Regions from separate parts of the Mus musculus genome. Here region 1 is linked to region 2. The links are chromatin contacts, found by Hi-C or POLR2A ChIA-PET in ENCODE. All regions are on one chromosome and are shown on one strand. Each heading gives the region's core, a stretch centred on a gene start or an enhancer-like site at or near the end of the contact. The rest is flanking DNA. Distances are from core to core; before and after follow the strand shown. Region 1 holds the start of Basp1 (brain abundant, membrane attached signal protein 1). Region 2 overlaps Basp1 (brain abundant, membrane attached signal protein 1).

Evidence for each region. A loop is a pair of places that touch in the nucleus more often than their neighbours do. ChIA-PET counts read pairs that join two places held with the same protein, here RNA polymerase II (POLR2A).
Region 1: a loop to region 2 is called in a map of left cerebral cortex, with 6 times the contacts of the local background. The contact joins the promoter of Basp1 here to the enhancer-like site in region 2. A Hi-C loop is called at or near these places in 8 of 37 maps with a recorded cell type or tissue (T-helper 17 cell, left cerebral cortex and regulatory T cell). POLR2A ChIA-PET finds 5 or more read pairs at or near these places in 2 of 5 experiments (Patski and embryonic stem cell).

What each region holds. Positions count from the first base shown.
Region 1 is chr15:25,410,584-25,415,174 of GRCm38, forward strand. It overlaps Basp1 (brain abundant, membrane attached signal protein 1), which reads right to left and starts at 3,181. Exons shown (of 2, transcript NM_027395.2): 1 at 2,969-3,181. It overlaps Gm48957 (predicted gene, 48957), which reads left to right and starts at 3,607. Exons shown (of 4, transcript NR_168943.1): 1 at 3,607-4,566.
Region 2 is chr15:25,360,470-25,365,506 of GRCm38, forward strand. Basp1 (brain abundant, membrane attached signal protein 1) reads right to left here. Exons shown (of 2, transcript NM_027395.2): 2 at 2,808-4,449. The coding sequence starts at 4,440. The coding sequence ends at 3,760. Among named protein-coding and RNA genes, the nearest start is that of Gm36555, 31 kb to the left of the region's middle. Within about 2 kb of position 3,279, at least 1 of the 3 ENCODE cell types and tissues checked has a DNase peak (open chromatin) inside an H3K27ac peak, as active enhancers do; it is left cerebral cortex, where a contact is called at or near this core.

The sequences.
Region 1 (4,591 bases), core at 1,931-4,430, 50 kb after region 2:
AGGGAAATAAAAATAAAGAAAAACATAATTAGTACATTTAAAACCATAATGTGATTTGTTCTGGAAAATCCAGGAGGATTATAAAGAGGCCTCAAAGCACAGGGAGCCTAATGCTGAAGGCCCTGCCACTGAGTATTTAAATTAGGGTAATGGAGGGAGATCCATTTCCTAAGCCACAGACAGCGTGAACACCAGTTAAGGGACACAAATGTCCAGATAATCAATAGAGTCAACTGCTGGCTCACTATATCAAGATTTTAAAGAGCACCCTTCACCTTCTGCTAATGTTTAGCAAGAAAGCTGGCTAAAGAAAAAAAAGTAAAAATGTTTTTAATTGATTTTCAAATTATTTTGTTTAAAAACTTAAAGCTCACTGAATTGAAAGCTATTGGTTTTAGACTATATCCTAGCACTTTCCTCCAAAAGCACTACCCAGGGGGGAAAAAAAGATTTTATTAACGTACAGATAACCCTCTAAATTATACTACTCAATGCACAATTCATACAGGATAATACATGACTCTCATTACATGGAATTCATTGCTAAGACTCAGAAAGAATAGAACCCTTGCCATCTAAGATGCTGCCAGACACCCTACCAATTATAAGCTGTGACATAGTGAGTGTGGTCAATATTGAGGGTATTTTCAGGTTTTTTTTGTTGTTGTTGTTTTTTTGTTTTTTAAGGAACAAAGGGGAAGATTGACGATTTCTGCCACGTGTTATTCCACCAGGACATCCTGGGGCATGAGAAGCCCTTCACACACAACCCAGCTTGCAGAAGTAGGGCATTGGGCTCCTGATACAGATAGTAAGTCCTGTTTTGAATAACACGAGTAAACCATCACCAAAGGAAACCTGAGGAGCCATAAGCTGAGAAATACATCATTTGAAAGAAAATCTGCCCTCAAAGGGCTATCATGGCTCCCGTTGAATGGGGGGAGGGGGGATTATGAACTTGGTGCTTCGCCATCTTCTTCCCAGCAATGCCAGCGCCTTCTTCCTCCCCCCATCTCAGAGGGGCTTGCCCTTTGGAATCCTTAATGAAACAATAAAGTAGGAATCAAGAGAATTCAGAGAGGCTTAGCCCTCTGAAAAGGTAACCATTTTCTCATGCTGGCTTCCGTAGGCCATCTTGTTCGTTCAAATGCCAAGATGTCTTAATCTGTCCCAGGTGGTATCACCAGGGGCAACACCATCGCTGGTCTGAGACTAATGTTATTTGGTCAAATGCCCCGCAATAAAGATCTGTCAGGCAAACAGCTAATTGGTGCAAACTAAGAAAACCACCATCCCTGCAGTGCGTTACATTTGAACAGAAAGAACAATGGACAGTTCTAGAAAGGAAAATAGCACTGTGTGTTTAAAAATAAATGTATTAAATCCACAATTCCCCCTCCCTTATTTTTTTTTTTTTTTATGATTGAAATCTGTAAAAAAAGAAAAAAAAAATGGGTAAGATGTGAAACCTTGAGGTGGGAGGGGAAACAAGACCGCGACCGAGCCGCGCGGAGGGGGGGGGGGGGTGGCATTTGTGTCCAAAGGTTTTGTGAAACATTTAGGGCAAACGCCTTTGTTCCTGGGCTCCGGAGGGGAGTGGGTGGATGGATGATGGGGAGATCAGATGGGGCTGCCTGGCCCTCCACACCCTGCTCTCCGGCGCATGCGCGAGGCCAAGACAAAGGAATAGGTAATTACAGTCCCGATTCATTCATTTTGCCTGCAGTACCGGAGGTCTGTGAGCCCTTGGTATATTCCCAGGGGTAGGGGTTAATCCACACCCCAGCAGCAGTCCCCTTGATACTCGTGTTTTATTCTAGCCCGCCACGTAAGTGGCCAGTGGTCTCGGCCAAGACAGAGGTGTGTCAGCTCCCGTGCAAAATCCTGAAATCGCACCCATGTGCGCTGTGCTCCTTTGAACAGCGTGAAAATCACTGGGGCAGAGGCCGTCCACCGAGTTCGCTCCAAGGCGGAAACGTCTCGGGGGGAAGCAGATTAGGAACAGGGCCAAGCGTTCGATGAATATTCATGAAAAGAATGCGGTCCCCAGCCACGCATTGTGTGCCATCCGATCCAGGGATTCTGGTTTTTTTTTTTTTTTTTCTTTTAATGGTGTGGGGAAGCGGGAACCAGACGTTGGGTTGTAGCGTTTGAGCTACGGGGGAAAAAATCTACAGAAATCTTGGCTTGCAGAAGGGTTGAGCCCGCTCGGGCCGCGGGCTGTCAGGTTCAAGCCCACACGCCACCCCTCCTTCCCCCAGGCTGGGGCGGCGGTGGAGGCGCGCGGCCCGCTCTCTGAGCGCAAGGCTCAAAAAATAAAATAAAATGCTGGCGACGTCCACAGGTTAGTGGGAAGACAGCTCAGCCGCAGACCAGGCTGGGGGCTTTAATCTGCCCCGGACGTGCACACCGCCTTCCGAACCTCGTGTTCCTCGGTTACCCTAAACCAAGATCCAGGAGTCCCGAGGGCCAAGCCACCCCCGCCCCTTCCGATCTGACCAGATTCCGCGTCTTCTTTCTCCCTCCCCACCCCACCCCACCCCCATCCTCCATCTTCTGTTACTGCGCCCCTCACACCGAGCGCCTTCTCCGTGGCTGTGCGGGTTCCGCTGACAGAAGGCTGGGTTCAGCCCACAGAACCGTGGCCAGTGGTCTCGGTGCTGTCACCAGCGGCTCCCCACCCTCCACCCCCTCCCTCCCGAACTCGGTTCGTCCGCCTCGCCGCCACCCCCTCCAAGTCCCCCACCCTACGAAAGGCCGAAGCTGTCCACCTGGGGGAGAGCATCACCTTGGATTTCCAAATGCGACAGAACCCACATAGAGGAATCCCATGCCCACTGTGTCTACACCCGGCCGCACCCCGGCTGCACCGTTGGAGAACCCTAGGCTTCGGGGTGGGGCGGGGCCCTGGGGAACCGGTGGCCCGGAGTCCGCGGTGGCCTTAGGGACCCACGGCGCGCCTCCTTACCGGCTTTGGGTGCCTGTGGCGGCCCTGGGTGAGCGCGGTGCCTCCAAGGGGCCCGGGTGGCTGGTGTCGTCCGGCCGGGTGGCTGGTCGCTCAGCAAAGGCTCTCTCTCTCCCGGCTCGACGGCGGAGCCCGGAGCGTGGAGCGAGTTGGAGCGCTGCCGCCACCGCCGTCGCCGCTGCCGCTACTGCCGCCGCCGCTGCAGCCTCTGCATTTCTCGATCGCTCCCCCTCCCCTTCCTGCCCAGCGCCCTCCCCCCCGCGCGTCCGCCCGCCCAGCTCCTCCGCTCGCCGACCCCGCCCGCCTCGCGCCCGCCCCTCCTCTCCCAGCCCGCGGCCCGCACCCCTCCCGCTCCTTTCGCGCCCCGCCACCCAGGAGGGGGTCCCCCAACTTCTCTCCACCAGCAGCCACTGCGCCCCGAGACGCCCCGTGATCCAGCGCCCCCCCCCCGTCACCACACCCGCACAGTCACCCCCACCCACTGCTCTCCACATCCAGATCCCTTACCCGCCTCCCCAACAGTCTCTGTCAGCCCCCCTCCTCCTATTCCCTCCTTACACGCCCCTCCATTCCCCCCCCACCCCACCCCCACCCCCACCCCCGGCGGGACTGTCTGTGGATTTCTCTCCTCTCTCTGTCTCGCACACATTTTATTTGAAAGCATTGAATAAGTAGCTCAGGCTCTCGCTCAGACTTAAGGGGCTGATGAACTACGCCCCCGCCGCAACCAGCTTTCTCTGCACCCCAATCCAGCCCCGCTCCAGACGACGGGCTTAGATTCTGCTATCACGTAGGCAGTGAGCCTGGGGAAGATGCGATGCCTCCCTTGAAACCATCAAGACAGATATCCGCTGGTTTTAGGGTGTCCCCCAAGGCAAGCATCTGGGACGCCTCCGGCATATGCTCGCCCTCGGGGCCCGACCAGGAGGCTCCAGCTTTGCAAGGCGCCACCGCCCAGAGCTCAGGTCTGGGTTGGAAGGGTGGGCGGCACCGCCTCAGGGTACGTTCTCCCGACTTCGGAGAGAAAGAAAGGAAGAAATGCACCCTAGGAAAAGGGGCTTCGACTTTTTGTGCCTGTGCTTTCATGGAAGTCACCAGCTCTCGGCTGCTTAAGATGCTACTCAGAAGCGCGCCCAGCCAGGCTGTGGCCATCCGCGCCAAGTCCTCGTGTCCTGGTCGACGAGCACTTTGGGTAGCACCGCGACACACAATAGCCACCACGGTTAGGAGATATGCTCGCTATGCTTACCTGTTGGCAAAAATAAAATGCAAAATAAAAATTTAAATTTGGAAACTAACACATGGTGACATCTTCTAGAACCACAGCTCTTTCTTCAGACAAAAGCCAATTTTACCATCCCGCAAACCCATTGAGCCCTGGAAGTTCCGTTCGCGGCACTTTGGCGCCCTCTGGCTTTATCAGGGTGGCTTGCTTGTTCTGCTTCGTCCTGAAAGAATAGCGGAGGGGGGGGGGAATGGAAATGTATGTTGCCTTCTTGGTTGGATCTCCCCTCATGAGTGAAGCACAGATTTGGGATGAGCTTGCCCTCCACGTCCGGAATAACGAAACACAACTACATTTAGGGAGACGAATGCCAAAGGTAAGTGCTGTCAAAATCGCAGATT
Region 2 (5,037 bases), core at 2,029-4,528:
CGACGCCCACCATTGTAAAAGAGCCATCCCCAAGCTAAATACTTTAAATATCAACTGCTTGGCAGAAAAGGGGGCGGGGGGGACCTGCCAGTTCAAATGATACTAACCATAGCTCTTCTTGAAAAGCTCCTGTTGACTGGGAATGGTGGTACGTGCCTTTAGTCCCAGCATTTGGGTGACAAAAACAGGCAGATCTCTGTGAGTTTGAAACCAGCCTGCTCTGTATGCTGAGTTCCAGATCAGCCAGGACTATATATAGGACTGTGTCAAGCAAACAAACAAACAAACAAAACACTCCTAGTGTGAATCCCAAAACTACTGATGACGCCACGCCACCATGATACATATTTAAGATTGTCCCCTAAGAATCCAGTTTTCAATATTGTGCAAATTAGTTAAAATAGATATCAGATCAAATACACCTGCAATGTTACTGTCCAAAGGCTGGACTGAATCTAAATGATGGTGATAGATCTCACCAATCCTGAAACAATGCCAAAGGCCCCTGGGGTATATGTAACATTTGTGCAGCTCAGTCTCCATGTAGCCCCTCCCCCAACAACTGGAGGCGAGGCTGTCCCTAAAGCTGTAACCTGACTGTGGTATCTGTTCCCCAACAGGGTTGCCTCATCTGGCCTCAGTGGGAGCGAATGTGCTTGCTTTGGCAGAGACTTGATGCACTGGGGGGCGGGGGGGGGTATTTAAGGGGCTCCCGCCCTCTCAGAGGAGAAAGGAGGGGGGATGGGGAAGGACCGCTGGGAGTGGGGACAGTAATTGGGATGTAGATAAAAATAAAAAATAAATTGGTAAGTTTCTAAATAGATATTTTCTCCACTAAATGAAATAATTGGAGTTTGTTGTATGTCAAACTAACATCTAGAAGGAACACTATGAAACTGATGCTCCATTCAAGCCAATCGGGTGGTGGATTTTAGTTGTTACATTGTGGATGTTTAGTTGTTCCATTGCCTGCCTTGGTAAGGAACTCGAGGTCCAGTGCTCTAATGTATAACCGTTAGGAAATAAATGACTAGATGCAGCTCAGATTTTAATGATGCCACACCCTTCAGCGCATAAGCTGAAGTGTGTCACCTTACTTCACGTATCCCATGCAGTGACTCTGGATGGTAAATGTTATCCTGAGGAACCCCTGTTGGCTCTTCTCACCCCAAATTCTGTGAACACTTTAATTAAGATGGTAGGTGGAGAAAGTCAGTCTGTTAAATATTACTTCCACCAAAGCATGTTTCACAGCAATAAATGAATGACATTTAATATTCGTAACTACTCCACAGTAGTTGATAAATTTAATTCATTTTGCAAAAATAAGTATTTTTCATTTTAAAGATAATTTGTAATCTTATACACATCTTCCAGTTTGTTGAGTCTGTTGCCTCCGTAATACACAACCCCGCCCCCACATGATTTTATATATTTGAGGGCAACTGCACTTGCTCTGGATATTCCCTGCTGTTTTTCTTACCTAATATAGTTGGCTGGTGGCTAATGCTTTTACATATTCATGTGTGCTGTGCTGTCATGCAGTAAGAGTTCAAAATCATTTCACTGTAAAAGCAAGAGGTCCAAGGGCTAGACGTGATCGTAGCACGGCCTGAACTCAGAAAGTCCATTAAGCTAGTCCAACTCCACCATTTCTGCTTCTCCAGGTGTGGTACTGATTCCAGATACTCAGAAAACATCTAGAGGGGTTCTCTCTCCTCTGTATGCAGCACACAGGAATAGAATCAGGCTGACTCGGACCCACAGGACCATGTGCACATGCGCATTTCACAGCCTTCACAAATTCTACCGGAAACTGACACTCTAAAAGATGAACCTGTCATGTATTTTTCTGGGCATTTCTCTCCGATTCAGGTCTGAGAAATCTTTGCCATGGCTAGGTCTCTTTCTTTCTTTCTTTCCTTTCTTTCTTTCTTTCTTTCTTTCTTTCTTTCTTTCTTTCTTTCTTTCTTTCTTTTTTTCTTTTTTTTTTTTTTTGTGGTTTCCAGTATCGGATTGGAAAACACCCAAGCAACTCTCTGAGAGACTCGAGAGACAATCACCTCCTTTCTTACCCTCAAGAACTGATGTGCATGCCGAGTCTGTACAAAAGCCACCTTTCTCCAGCCTCTTTCCCCATGTGTGGCACAGGGGGACCCTGAGCACACAGACGGTCACTATTCCAGTAATGGGGTCATCAAAGGGTGACGGCTTAGCACATCTGCCTGTGGTATACATTGCTAGCTGGCACGTGCACAAACTTCTACATATTTCAGCTATCAAGGGGGATCTTGTCTTACAGATCACAAGTTTATGCTCCCTTGAAGCCAAAGCAAGTGAGGTCTGGGTAAGGTGGAAGCAGCTTTCTCCTGGCTATTAACCCATCACGGCGTTCGGGTCCCTCGCCTACCTCTGGTACCAATTGACCTGCAGGCAGGGCAGGCCTAGATGCTGGCCCACCGCTTCACAATTTATACACATAGGATGTTTCTCAAAGATTATAATATTCTTCCCAGCCTTCAAGACACAGCTCTTGGTTGTCATTTAATATTTCATTCACAATATTCACTCTCTTAAAGCATTAATAACCACACCCACACCATGGTTGGGTGTGAATCCTTAGACGGTTTTTCCTGTTCATCTTAGGGGATAGTGGTCTTGGATTCCACTGTTTGGGGTGTTTTGTTTATACCTATATTAGTCAAGAACACTTGAGAATCCTATGTCTTACCTCAGTTCAATTATACTCAGGAAAAGACACCTACATTACCGAAAAGGAGGGGAAAATCAAGCCAAAAGCCAGTTACTACTTTTTAATTGTTTAACTTTATTACTGTTGCACCATTTATACAATTACATATAATTTCAATGCATCCATTGTACATTTTTTTTATTTTTTTATTTATTTTTTTTCCATTTTTCCAATGGGTGGTGTGTTGGTGTCTGAGACACAGATGGAAGAAAACTGGCGCTGCAGTGAACGCAGACTTCTTTTTTTTTTATTTTTTATTTTTTTTTATTTTCATTTCCACTGACCAATAAACAGAACTACAGGTGCACCCAACCACGGACATGCATTACTCGTCGTGAGAAATCTAGGTAGGCTAAGTATGATGAGAGAATGTTTGTCACTCCCAAAAATATCTGGAGAGGAAAAATGGAGGGTTGGCATTGAGATACATGTGGACAAGCTAAGTGGGCTCCGTCTGAAAGTTGGCATTCATCCACGAACGTTTAAAAAAATACCAAAAAAATTAAGAAAAAGGCTGTAAATTAAAAAGGAAACACAGAAAATACTGCTTTCATAAAGATCTGATTGCCTTGGCACTGGTCCTGTGGGCAGAATCAAACGCCTCCCTCCCCAGCTGCATCGCGGGAGAGATGCTGGGGTTTTTAAGGATGGAGCCTAGGGGACAGCGGTTCAGGGTACAGATGATGTACTTTCAGACAATGATCTCGAAAATCCAGGACTGACTGGTCAAGTTGACTGAAGGTATATTAGATATTTCCCCACAAAAATACTATTTGGATTCTCCCCGCCCCCTCCCTCCCCTGATGGGACACATCCTCTTTATTTTTTTTCTCTTTTCTTTTCTTTTGTTTATTTAATCCCTTGGGCAATACATATCCTCACTTCCAATTTGAAACAAGTTAGTATAGGATAGAGACAGAGAGAGGACAGAGTGAGAAACAGAGAGAGAGAGAGCGTGAGAAGACAGGTCGTTTGCGAGTGGCGTCGGTTCTGGTTGGCTGTCCCGGTTACTCTTTGACGGCCACGCTTTGCTCGGAGCTGGCGGCGGCGGCGGGTGCCTCGGCCTGGGGCTCGGCGGCTGCGGGCGCGGCGGGCGCGGGGGCCTTGGCCGCGGAACTGGGCGCCTCGGAGGCGGCGGGCGTCTCCTTGGACGAGGGCGCGGGCTCCGCGCTGCTAGGTTTAGAGTCTGAAGCCGCCGGGGCCGCGTCGCTTTTCGCCTCGGGGCCGGCGGCGGCGGGAGCCTCAGTCTTTTTGGCCTCGCCCTCCTCCGGGGCCGCGCCGTCGGCCGCGCCCGTGCTCTCGGCGCTCGCTTCGCCGGCCTTGGGGGCCTCGCCGCCCGCAGCGGGCCCGGGCGCGGCCGCCTCCTGCTCGGGCGCCGGCGCGGGCTCGGGCTGCTCCTCCGCGGCGCCCTCGCTCTTCTCGGGCTCGGCCTTGGGCGCCTCCTCCTTGGCCGCCGCTGCCTTGTCGGCCTCCTTCTCCTCTGCCTTGGCCTCGCCGTCCGCCGCGTCCTTGGGCTTCTCCTCCGTGCTCTCCTTGACCTCGGTGGCGTCGGCGGCCGCCTGGGGTTCGCTCTCCTTCGGGGTCCCCTCCTCCTCGGTGCCCGCGCCTTCGGCCTTCTTGTCTTTGTCCTTGGCCTTCTCGTCGTTCACATTGTAGCCCTTCTTCTTCTTGCTCAGCTTGCCTCCCATCTTGGAGTTCTGCAAGGAAGCACAGGGGAGACGAAGGGGAGTTAGGGTCAAAGTAGGCAAAGTGGATGGTGGGAGGCTGCCTGCAGGGCGAGGAGGGCGTCGAGGACCTCGGGCACAGCGGGGAGCAGCCTGGACTTCACGGGCATTCTACCATAATCAGAAGTAACAAAGAACAAAGTAAAGCCCCCGCCGCGAAGCCTGCAGGCCAGCAAGTTGGGGGGTGGGGGAGACAAAGAAATGGTGATCAATGACCCAGCTGCCTATAGGGAGGACAGGCGGCATGGTATTGGTCTTATCTATCTACTTTCAAGCATCCAGGAGGCTTGAACACCTTAGCACAAAATGGCAGGGACAGCCATTTTAGAACTACAACTTCGCTGCTTTTTGTTTTTGTTTTTAAAACAACAAAACCCTGATAATTTACAAATAACTTTCTGGAGGAACTGCTCATCATACATCACAAATCTCTCGTCCATCCTTTCCGGAAGCACGTTTATATAGCGTCTGTGTGCCGGTGAGAAATCACTGCCGTGGTGCTTCCTACAGAAAACTTAATTGTTTTCTATTAATGCAAGAGGGCAAAACTTTTCCAGGCTA